Regions from separate parts of the Homo sapiens genome. Here region 2 is linked to region 1. Evidence: read pairs that join two places in POLR2A ChIA-PET (ENCODE). Cell type or tissue: Panc1. All regions are shown on one strand. Each heading gives the region's core, and the rest is flanking DNA. Links, peaks and the distances in the headings are about the cores only. Region 1 overlaps TFCP2L1 (transcription factor CP2 like 1). Region 2 holds the start of INHBB (inhibin subunit beta B).

Region 1 (5,361 bases), core at 233-5,232:
CAACGCCCACCTCCCCAGGACCTCTCACACCCACCTGACCCATCCAAGGGCCACACCACCCCGACAGATACTCCCACCACCTTTAGAAAAGAGTCACCCAATCTGGAGAAAGGTGTGGAGGTTACATCTTTAGAAAGAAATCATTTTAAATACATGAACATTAGAGAACACAGTAACCGTGCTTCCACCCAGCACGGGGAGGCTGCAGAGAGGCACCCCAAACAGTCCCCTTCTCTTCTGTGGTTAACCAAGCAAGCCCCGCAAAGCTTTTCCCAGCAGAGCACACCCAGCCAGCAATGAGGCCTCAGGACAGAGCCAGCACTGTGACAAAAGAACTTGTCCCACCTATCTGAGAGCATGAGATCTGCAAGTGGGATCCGGACTGGACACCAGGAAGCTCAACCTGGCTCGGGCCATCAGTAGCTGTGGGACCCTGGCCCCCATCTAACCTCCCAGTTGACTTCCTGAAAACTGGGCTAGTGGGGGCCTCCCCATTGCTTTAGGGAGGATCGAGTGAGAAGCTGACCAAATGCGCAGAACACAAAGCCTAGCCTGTTAGCCCCAGCTGCTATCACTACTGTTACTCACGAAGAAAGGAACTGCAGTGGCTGCTGTCTGCCCCTGGAGTGAAGACACCAGGGGTGCACAGAGGCTGGACAAGCCACAGGGGGCTGGATGGCCACAGCCGGACCTCGGACCCATCTCCCGTGGGACTCCTTCCATTTGAGGCTGTCCATCCTCCAATGGCAGATGCAGAATTCTCAGGCCCAGGATACCCTTATGGAGGGCCGGGGGGCGGCCCCTCAAAACCACCAAGCTGAGGCCACTGTGAGCAGTCCCCTTTGTAGCAGGAAGAGCAGCTGGACACATGGGAAGAGGCTTGCAGGCTCCAGAGAAGCCAAAAGGTCCTCAGTCCCCAAGGTACTAGGTGGAGGTGAGATCAGGCTGCCCCTCCCAGGACAAGAGTGTGAGCTGGCCAGGAGGCCACTGCTGCCCACCACTGCTCAAAGTCCTTCTCCACGCATCAACCCTGAGGGACCTGGCCAGGGGATGCAGACCAAAGGCCCAGCGGGTCCCCAGGAACAGGAAGCAGGCGGCAAGAAGGAAAGCAAAGGGCTCTGCATTCCCACCACGAGGCGGGGTGGACTCTGCAGGAGCCAGCTGAAGCACCAGAACCTTCCAAGGGGGGCTCGCCAGCCACACAGGACACGAGATGCGTGATAGGCAGGGTTAATGCAGAAACCGCTCATCTGAATGCTTCCCCTGCTTCCAAGCGCAAACCAAGTCATTTTATTCTTTTAAAAAAGCCCTTACTGTCTGAGGCTTTCTTTAAATAATCCAACAGGGATGGAGGTAATGGAGGTCTGGCTCAGTAGTCAGCAGACTTTTTCTGTAACGGGCTAGACGGTAAATATTTTGGGCTTTCAGAGCCAAGAGGCAAAATCAATATTATGTTGGCGTAAGAGCAAACAAATTTCCACAATTTTTAAATTGATAAAATCCAAAATACAATAATTGAGTACATATTTTTGGTAAATACATGTCTACTAAAAATAAGAATTTTTTTTTTTGTGATGGGGGAGAAAACACTTCATTGGGTTCAAAGATAATATTCCCTATCATAAATCAGTGGCATAAACAGCCAGTGGGCCAGGTGGGCCCACCGTATGCTAGCTGACAAGGGCAGTCACACACCGGTAAGTGCTGATACAGGATGAGGGGTGCGGAGCTGAGGATGTTGTTCTCTTTGATGAAGGCCTGAAAACTTCCCCTGGCCCCTGCTGCCCACCTCAGGGCTCCTCAGGACGAAGGGCATGAGGACAGGTTCCCACTCTGGCCCTTCGCTGGGGGACATGGTTTGGTTTCCCCATCGCCAGGCTGGCCAGCTGGGGCCCAAGCACTGACCGTCCTTCCCCACCTTATCCCATCAGCTGCCCTGCACAGGAGCAGAAAACCCATGCCTCAGAGCTACTTCCTAAGGACACTGCCTCTAGAAGGCCCTAAAGTGGCAGAGCCGGGGATGGCAGGTGCAGCCCTGGCCACTAGCACAGCAGTTGCCCTCAGATCTGTTAGCTGTGACCCATAGATTGGGGGAGGGAGGAAAGCCAGGAGGAGCTTTTGCAGAAAGGTCTGGAAGCTAAGTGGGGGTTTCAGGAGCTCTCAGGGTGCCCCTGGGCAGGTCCCAAGGAGGCCTGGGGTGCCTGACCAGCGCCTCACTGGCCCTCAAGCCCTGTCCCTAAGGGGCGATGGGAAGGAGGTGGCAATCAGAAGAGGGTACAAACATTTCCTACCTGCAACCCTGGACCGGTAAGATGACACAGAGCATGCAACCCGAGCGGAAGTGCCTGTGTGAAGCCAGTCATGTGGGAGACCCGCTCTAGAGACCTTGCCCTGCTCTGGGGGCCTTGCCCAGTGCCACTTACACTGTCTAGAAAAGCTAAGGCCACCAGCTTCATCCACTCTCCAGGAGGTCACACAAGATCAAAAGAGGATCATCGAGCTACCGAGGGAGCCTGTTTTCCCCAAATGCGAAGGGAACAGCAGTCATCTCCACACCTTGCCAAGCTGAGGCTGCTTCTGGCTGTGCTCATGGCAAATTCATGGGCAAGGGAAGGAACCCAGGTACACATGTAAACACGCACATGTGCACCAATGACACAGACTGTGCCTGCACTGTGTCTGGCCCCTGGCTGGCAAGGAATATCTGGGAGCCCCCATAAGTTTGCGGAGGAAGTAGTCAGCCCAGTTAGGAGCTAGGGCTGATTCCCAAAGACACGATGGACACAATCTGACCCATGTCAAGAAGCATGCCGCCTTGCACTGCAGGAGCACTGGTGGCACTGTGTACAACCAGGATGGGCACACGTAAAGGTCTCCTGCCTGTTGTGCAATTTTCAAAGATTTTTTATTTTCAAAAAGACAGAGATGGAGTCTCACTACGATGCCCAGGCTGGTCTCGAACTCTTGGCGTCAAGTGATTCTCCCACCTCGGCCTCCCAAAATGCTAGGATTAGAGGCATGGGCCACCACGTCCAGCTTTTTGTACGATTTTGATGGAGGGAAAAATGGGAAAACCCCTCAGATTCATTTCATGGCAGGTTGGTGCCATCTTCAGAGATCACCAAGCCTGTATTTGTAAGAGGAGGAGATAGAGACCCAGAGAGGCAAAGAGACTCATACTGAGCGAGGGTCTGGGATCTAGGACCCTGACTCTGGGTTCTCTGTTCCTCTTCCTACACCCCAGGCAGTGTCAACATCTAATCCCCCACCCCCGCCCAATCATCCACTGCTTTCTCACCCCCTCTGAGCGCCTAGGGACTTTCTCCCTCTGCTCCACTGACAACAGCCTAAGAGGCTTTTCCGTTTATTTCATCGACTTGTTAATGATTTTCAGATCTTCAGTTACTCAGGCCAGCCCCTGAAGCAATGCTGGACTTGGAAACTTGTGACCCTGGCTGGCTCCAGTCCACTGCTGGTAAAGCCTTCCCTAGGTTAATAGCTCTGTGTAAGGGGCTCTGGGCTGTCTGGGCAAGAGGTCACTAGGGCAACACCTGACCTTTGTTTAGGACCCCAAGTCAAAGCCTCGACCTCCCCACCCCATCCTGTCCTTTCCACAGGCATACCATGCCCCTCCTCCAGCAAACCTATTATTCCTCCATTCAACAGCCTCTGTCCCTTCATCCAGAAAGGACAACCTGGTAAACAGGAAAGGGTTTATCTCAACCTTGCAGATACCCCGCAAAAACCGTGACGACCTAAGAGTAAGGAACTCAGCTTTGGGCTTCCAGTTCAAGATGGTGGCCTGAGCACATGTGTCTGTCTTATTTCCCTCTGGGGTTCACTGTAAAAAGAAGCTACAGTTCAGAAGCCACAGGTTGGTGGGAATGCCCTGGGAAGAGCTGTCCTGCTCAATAGGCCAGCACCTCCGGACTCACAGGAAAGACCCTGGACAGCTGTGGGAAGGGCTATGGCTTTTCTGTATGTCAATCAAATGAAAAATAAAACCTGGAGCTTTAGCTCATCTGACCCCTGTGGAAGGGATGAGCTGCTAAATTAGGCAGCTGAGATATTTTGGTACCAAATTACCATGTGTACTTTTTTTTGGTATTTATTATTTTCTATTCTTTCATAAGCTATAAGCTTTAACTACAACCACGAGAAGGTAAGAAGAGCAGATGCCAGGGGCATGCCAGAAAAATGGAAGACTCTACTAATAGCACACTTAAGGTAACAGACTTTTATTACATCTTCTTTTGGAACTTAGAAGACAATATTAGCCTCCTACACTTTTGAGAATTAAAATTTAGCCCACCATCATTTGGCCTTGGTAGTGACATCACTTGGGTACAGTGATGACAGACAGCCTAAGGGGCTGGACCTCAGAAGACTAAAGGTCTAGTCCTGGTCCTTCCACTAATGGGCTATGGTGACCCTGAGCACATTATTCCACTTCTAGGTGATTCAGTTTCCTCATGACTCATAACAGGAAATCATTGGTCTCAACCTTCCTCCAAGGACTAGTGTGTGGAGCTAGAACATGCACCAAGGAAGACTGGGGAACATCAGAGAGAGATAGGACTCAGTACCGTTGACTCAGGTAAAGAGGGAGACAGCAAGAACAGAGTAGAAAGGCAGCATAAAACTGGTGGAACCAAACACAGACTAAGTAAAAAAAAAAAAAAGGTAAGCTTCCCAACGACACCATGTCCCAGGAAAGAAGATCCAGTAAGAAGCAGAGGCCTTTAGCAAGGATGCCAAGACAATTCCGTGGAGAAAGGATATTTTTCTCAATAATCAGCAGTGGGACAAGTGGAGATCCACAAGCAAAAGAATGAAGCTGGACCCCTACATCACATCATATATAAAAATATACTCGAAATGGATCAAAGACCATTGTGAGAACTAAAAGTATAGTTCTTAGAAGAAAACACAGGCATTAATCTTCTTGACCTTGGATTAGGCAATGGTTTTCTAGATATGGCACCAAAAGCACAAGTGACAATAGAAAAAAAATACGTATCTTGGAAATCATCAAAGTTAAAAAGTTTTGTGTCTCAAAGGACACCAACAAGAAACTGAAAACAATCCACAGAAGGGGAGAACATTTTTACCAGTCATATACCTGATAAAAGACTGGCGTCTAGAATATACAAATAGCTCACCCAACTCAATAATAAAAAGAAGGCTCATCCCTGGTAGTCTAGTGGTTAGGAAAACAGAAAACTTAAAAAAAAAAAGACAACTCAATTAAAAATAGGCAAAGGACCTGGATAGACCTTTCTCCAAAGAAATACGCATGGCCCGTAAGCACAGGAAAAGACACTCAGCATCAGTTGCCATCAGGGGAATGCAAATCAAAAC
Region 2 (5,361 bases), core at 310-5,309, 870 kb before region 1:
GAGAGGGCCGGCTCGCCCCTCCTTCTCGGGAAGGCAGAAAGGAAAAAAGCGGTGGGAAGCAGGGGTGAGCGCGGGGAGCGGGCAGCCCCAACCTGAACAGATTCCGCTTTCTCCTCCTCCCCCCACCCCGGGAAGCTCGAGCGGGGAGGTACGGACCGTCTCCTCTCGCACGGGCAGGACGACACCCTCCCTCCCCCCCTTTTTTCTGCCAACGTCTATCTCAACGCGCGCGCACATACGGAGATTGTGCGGCTTTTTTCCCCCTTGGGAGAAAAAACGGGGAGAGTAAAAGAAGAGAGACCAAAGAGAAGAACTCCTCCTCGGCGAGCTCCGCACTCCGTGCCGCGGCCCGGCGCGGGGACGCCGCCGCCGCCCGCCCGCTCTCTCCCGGCCCTGCGGCGGGTGCCAGTACGAGCGCGAGCGAGGGCACTGCACCCGGGGACGCTGCGAGACTTTTCGGCGCTCGAGCCGACCTCGCCGCCGCCGCGGCAGGCAGAAGAGACAGGAGCGAGAAGGGCCCTGCCTCCCCCTCGCCTTCCTCGCCCGGCGCCCCGCGCCCGGCCGGGCCGCGCAGGCAGGCGGAGGGAAGGAGGGAGGCTGCGAGGAGGCGGGCGGAGCAGAGGCCCCGGCGAAGCGCGCTGCGGCCGCCCGCCCGTGGATGCGGCGCCCAGGGATCCTGGAGACAACTTTGCCGTGTGACGCGCCGGGAGGACTGCAGGGCCCGCGGCCGAGGGCTCGGCGCCGCCTGTGAGCGGGCCCGCGCGGCCGGCTCTCCCGGGCACCAAGCTTGCTCCGCGCCACTGCCCGCCGGCCCGCGGCGAGGACGACCTGCCCGTCTCCGCCGCCGGCGGCCCTTCCTGGCGCGAGGCAGTGAGGGCGAGGCGCTCAGGTGCGAGCGCGGGGCCCCGCCGCAGCGCCCGCCGCAGCGCCGCGCCAAGCCGCGCCCGGCTCCGCTCCGGGGGGCTCCAGCGCCTTCGCTTCCGTCTCAGCCAAGTTGCGTGGACCCGCTCTTTCGCCACCTTCCCCAGCCGCCGGCCGAACCGCCGCTCCCACTGACGCTGCTTTCGCTTCACCCGAACCGGGGCTGCGGGGCCCCCGACGCGGAAAGGATGGGGAGAAGGCTGCAGATGCCGAGGCGCCCCGAGACGCCCGTGCGGCAGTGACCCGCGACCTCCGCCCCGCCCGGCGCGCCCCTCGGGCCCCCGGGGCCCTCGGCGCCCCTTCCCTGCCGCGCGGGAACCCCCGAGGCCCGGCCGGCCCCCTCCCCCTGCGAGCCGGCGGCAGCCCTCCCGGCGGGCGGGCGGGCGGAGGCCCGGGCGGGCGCGGGCGCGGGCGGGGGCGGGGCGGGGCGGCGCGCCCGGAGCCCGGAGCCCGGCCCTGCGCTCGGCTCGACTCGGCTCGCCTCGCGGCGGGCGCCCTCGTCGCCAGCGGCGCACCATGGACGGGCTGCCCGGTCGGGCGCTGGGGGCCGCCTGCCTTCTGCTGCTGGCGGCCGGCTGGCTGGGGCCTGAGGCCTGGGGCTCACCCACGCCCCCGCCGACGCCTGCCGCGCCGCCGCCACCCCCGCCACCCGGATCCCCGGGTGGCTCGCAGGACACCTGTACGTCGTGCGGCGGCTTCCGGCGGCCAGAGGAGCTCGGCCGAGTGGACGGCGACTTCCTGGAGGCGGTGAAGCGGCACATCTTGAGCCGCCTGCAGATGCGGGGCCGGCCCAACATCACGCACGCCGTGCCTAAGGCCGCCATGGTCACGGCCCTGCGCAAGCTGCACGCGGGCAAGGTGCGCGAGGACGGCCGCGTGGAGATCCCGCACCTCGACGGCCACGCCAGCCCGGGCGCCGACGGCCAGGAGCGCGTTTCCGAAATCATCAGCTTCGCCGAGACAGGTGGGTCCGGCCCTCCGGCTGTCTGCCGCGGTCCCCGCTCGCTCCCGCTCTCCCTCTCCTTGCTAGCTCCGGCTGCCACCGCCGCCACCGCAGCCCGCGCGCCCTGGGGCAGCCTGGACTCCCGGCAGAGCTCCTTCGGCCGTGGCCCTGCGCGCTCCGCCCGGGTTGCAGTCCTCTTCCCCCAGGCCGCAGACCCTTGCCTGCTGCCTCAACCCCCCGCCGCCGATCGCCTGGCCCTCCACCCCTGCTCTCCGGAATCGGGCCCCAGCGCCTCTGGGCGCGCGTCCCCCTCCCGGCAGATGCGCGCGGCCCTGGCTCTGCGGGCACTTGCTTGGTGATTGCTTAATGTTTTTGTTTCCCACGATCGGAGTGTAGGCTTAGCAGTGTGGATGGAGATGTGTGTGCTTGTTGATATACGTGGGCCGGAGGAGAGAGAGAGTGTGTGTGTATCTGTGTGTGTGTCTGTGTGTGTGTGTGCCTGCGTGAGAGGCCCCTGGGGCCGCTTCCATCACCGGCGGCGTGGGCTTGCCAGGATTGCTGAAGCCTCGCTGGGGAGAGCTAGGCAACCTCTCTTCCGATTGTGTGGGCACCGGAATCGGGCGGAAGGCAGGCTTCTCAACAGGTCCATCATTTACACAGAGAAAGCCGCGGTTCGGGGACAGCCCCGTGCCTCTCGGCTTGCCTGGCAGCTGCAGCAGACCCCTCGCCCGAGAGGCAGAGTCGTAGTTAACAAAGGGTATGGCTCCTTTCTGGAATCCGCCCCCCCCCCCGGCCCCAGATTGCAAATCTCTAACACTGTCTAAATATAAAAATCAGGGAGAGAAAAATCTTTCGGAACTTTAAAAGAAGGAGAAAAATGTGCCCGCGCCAAAATGCTGCAAGTGCTTTCGACTCCGCTGTCCTTTTCAGGACTTGAATGAGCCAGGCTGGCTTTTGTGCCTGGAGCTCGGCCCCATTTGTGCCGAGGGGACTGCGGAGAAGGTCGCAGAGGGGGAAGCCCCGGTGCAGTTAGGGCGGGGGCAAGCGGGGAGCCTCGGTGGGGGGAGCGGTTGTGCCCCTGGCTGCAAATGCCCCCCACCCCACCAGGCAGCAGGCAGCCCGGGGATGAAAAGGGATGAAAAGTTTTGCATGGCCGGGTGTGGAGAAAAGCAGAGACAATCGGGGCTGGTTTGTGCTTAGAAAGAAATGCATTGCCGTTTTAGCTGTCCACTAAAGTGAGTCAGGGAAAGCTCGCCATGCAATTAGAGGGCTCGGATTAAAAGGTGCTTTGGGGCCCAGAGTTAGAAATGTGATTCTGGAAGGTCGAGGAGGCCTTTTGGTCCCGGTGGCACAAAATGACAGCGGGGGCTGTTATATTTCTGGTCCGTTTCACGGAGCCAGCTCTTTGACTTATAAATAACAGATTCAGGTCACAGGCAGCTCGTCCAAGACCAGCTTTTAAGGCTGCAGTTTCCCCCATTTCAAAGTCAGATGTCAGTGTTATTAGAGGAGCCAGGCGAGGCCTGAGGTAGGGGCTTGGGAGGGGCATGGTGGGAGGTTTGATAAAACCAGCCCTGACCACAGAGTTTCATTATTTGTTCTTCCTGAAAAAAAAAAAAAAAAAAAAAAGGAAAGAAAAACGTAGATTGTCAGAGGCAAGGGTCACCGGAATGTAGGATGAGAGGGGAGTCATCTCTTGATTGGCACAGCCTCCTTCTTGTTGAGCTGAATTATTGAGAAAATTAACTAGCCAGCTCCCCTACTCCTTGGGGATTTTGAACGTGCCATTAACAGGGAGCCAGAGTCTTGTCAAAGGATTGGACCTCAAGTTTTAAGGCTGAATGTCCTGTCCCTTGAAACTATTCTATAAGGGCTAGGCTCTGCAGCCTGCAAAGCACACGTTCCTATGTCAGAAACCTGAGCAGAGCCTGCTTGTTTGCAGTGGAGGTTCCACTGGGGGTTGGATCACATCATACTTAGGTAAACACTGGAAAGAGGCGGTAGGTGGCTCAGCTTGATTTTGCAATGCGCTAAGTTAACCAAAAAAAAAAAAAAAAAAAAAAGCCCTACTAAAACCACCCACCCCAAAATCCTCCCTGCGATCCTGGTTTTGTTTTTCAGATTTCACAGATACCCATAACAACTTGTTAAGATCTTGGCCCCCTGACAAGTTCTTCTGTTGTGCTTTGAGGCCTGACAGCCTGTCTCCAGGGAGCCCTGGCCTGGGAGAGGTGAGGCAGGATTTTATAGGCGCGGACCCTCCAGCCCCAGCCTGGTCCGGGTTTCTCAATGAGAAACGATTTTCTCTGCCTCTCCCAGGTTACAGTCAGAGGCCCTGGCCCCAAGAATGGTATTTCTGGTCAGTAACGTTTTCCAGCTGTGTGGCGAGTTGCATTCCAGCATCCTGCAGCAGAGAGTGTGTTTCCCCCATTGCCTTGTGTTCTCCTTGAATTAACTTGGCTCGCCCTTCCCCTTTTCCGCAGATGGCCTCGCCTCCTCCCGGGTCCGCCTATACTTCTTCATCTCCAACGAAGGCAACCAGAACCTGTTTGTGGTCCAGGCCAGCCTGTGGCTTTACCTGAAACTCCTGCCCTACGTCCTGGAGAAGGGCAGCCGGCGGAAGGTGCGGGTCAAAGTGTACTTCCAGGAGCAGGGCCACGGTGACAGGTGGAACATGGTGGAGAAGAGGGTGGACCTCAAGCGCAGCGGCTGGCATACCTTCCCACTCACGGAGGCCATCCAGGCCTTGTTTGAGCGGGGCGAGCGGCGACTCAACCTAGACGTGCAGTGTGACAGCTGCCAGGAGCTGGCCGTGGTGCCGGTGTTCGTGGACCCAGGCGAAGAGTCGCACCGGCCCTTTGTGGTGGTGCAGGCTCGGCTGGGCGACAGCAGGCACCGCATTCGCAAGCGAGGCCTGGAGTGCGATGGCCGGACCAACCTCTGTTGCAGGCAACAGTTCTTCATTGACTTCCGCCTCATCGGCTGGAACGACTGGATCATAGCACCCACCGGCTACTACGGGAACTACTGTGAGGGCAGCTGCCCAGCCTACCTGGCAGGGGTCCCCGGCTCTGCCTCCTCCTTCCACACGGCTGTGGTGAACCAGTACCGCATGCGGGGTCTGAACCCCGGCACGGTGAACTCCTGCTGCATTCCCACCAAGCTGAGCACCATGTCCATGCTGTACTTCGATGATGAGTACAACATCGTCAAGCGGGACGTGCCCAACATGATTGTGGAGGAGTGCGGCTGCGCCTGACAGTGCAAGGCAGGGGCACGGTGGTGGGGCACGGAGGGCAGTCCCGGGTGGGCTTCTTCCAGCCCCCGCGGGAACGGGGGTACACGGTGGGCTGAGTACAGTCATTCTGTTGGGCTGTGGAGATAGTGCCAGGGTGCGGCCTGAGATATTTTTCTACAGCTTCATAGAGCAACCAGTCAAAACCAGAGCGAGAACCCTCAACTGACATGAAATACTTTAAAATGCACACGTAGCCACG

The links. ChIA-PET counts read pairs that join two places held together with the same protein. Peaks named below come from ENCODE experiments on the same cell type or tissue, not always from the same donor. Only the 100,000 strongest peaks of a DNase experiment are listed, where the experiment ranks them.
Region 2: POLR2A ChIA-PET joins it to region 1 with 22 read pairs; 3 of 35 experiments call an interaction of 5 or more read pairs at or near these places.

Annotation. Positions count from the first base shown.
Region 1 is chr2:121,216,733-121,222,093 of GRCh38, forward strand. TFCP2L1 (transcription factor CP2 like 1) reads right to left here. Exons shown (of 15, transcript NM_014553.3): 15 at 1-5,361. Among named protein-coding and RNA genes, the nearest start is that of TFCP2L1, 66 kb to the right of the region's middle. RefSeq lists an enhancer at 537-1,038. In Panc1, for the core only: no CTCF peak of the experiment used is centred there; a DNase peak (open chromatin) is centred at 4,489.
Region 2 is chr2:120,344,752-120,350,112 of GRCh38, forward strand. INHBB (inhibin subunit beta B) reads left to right here and starts at 1,385. Exons shown (of 2, transcript NM_002193.4): 1 at 1,385-1,885; 2 at 4,348-5,361. The coding sequence starts at 1,438. The coding sequence ends at 5,123. LOC105373989 (putative cuticle collagen 91) reads left to right here. Exons shown (of 3, transcript XM_047446882.1): 3 at 136-1,242. The coding sequence ends at 1,163. In Panc1, for the core only: no CTCF peak of the experiment used is centred there; no DNase peak of the experiment used is centred there; H3K4me3 peaks cover 3,569 bases.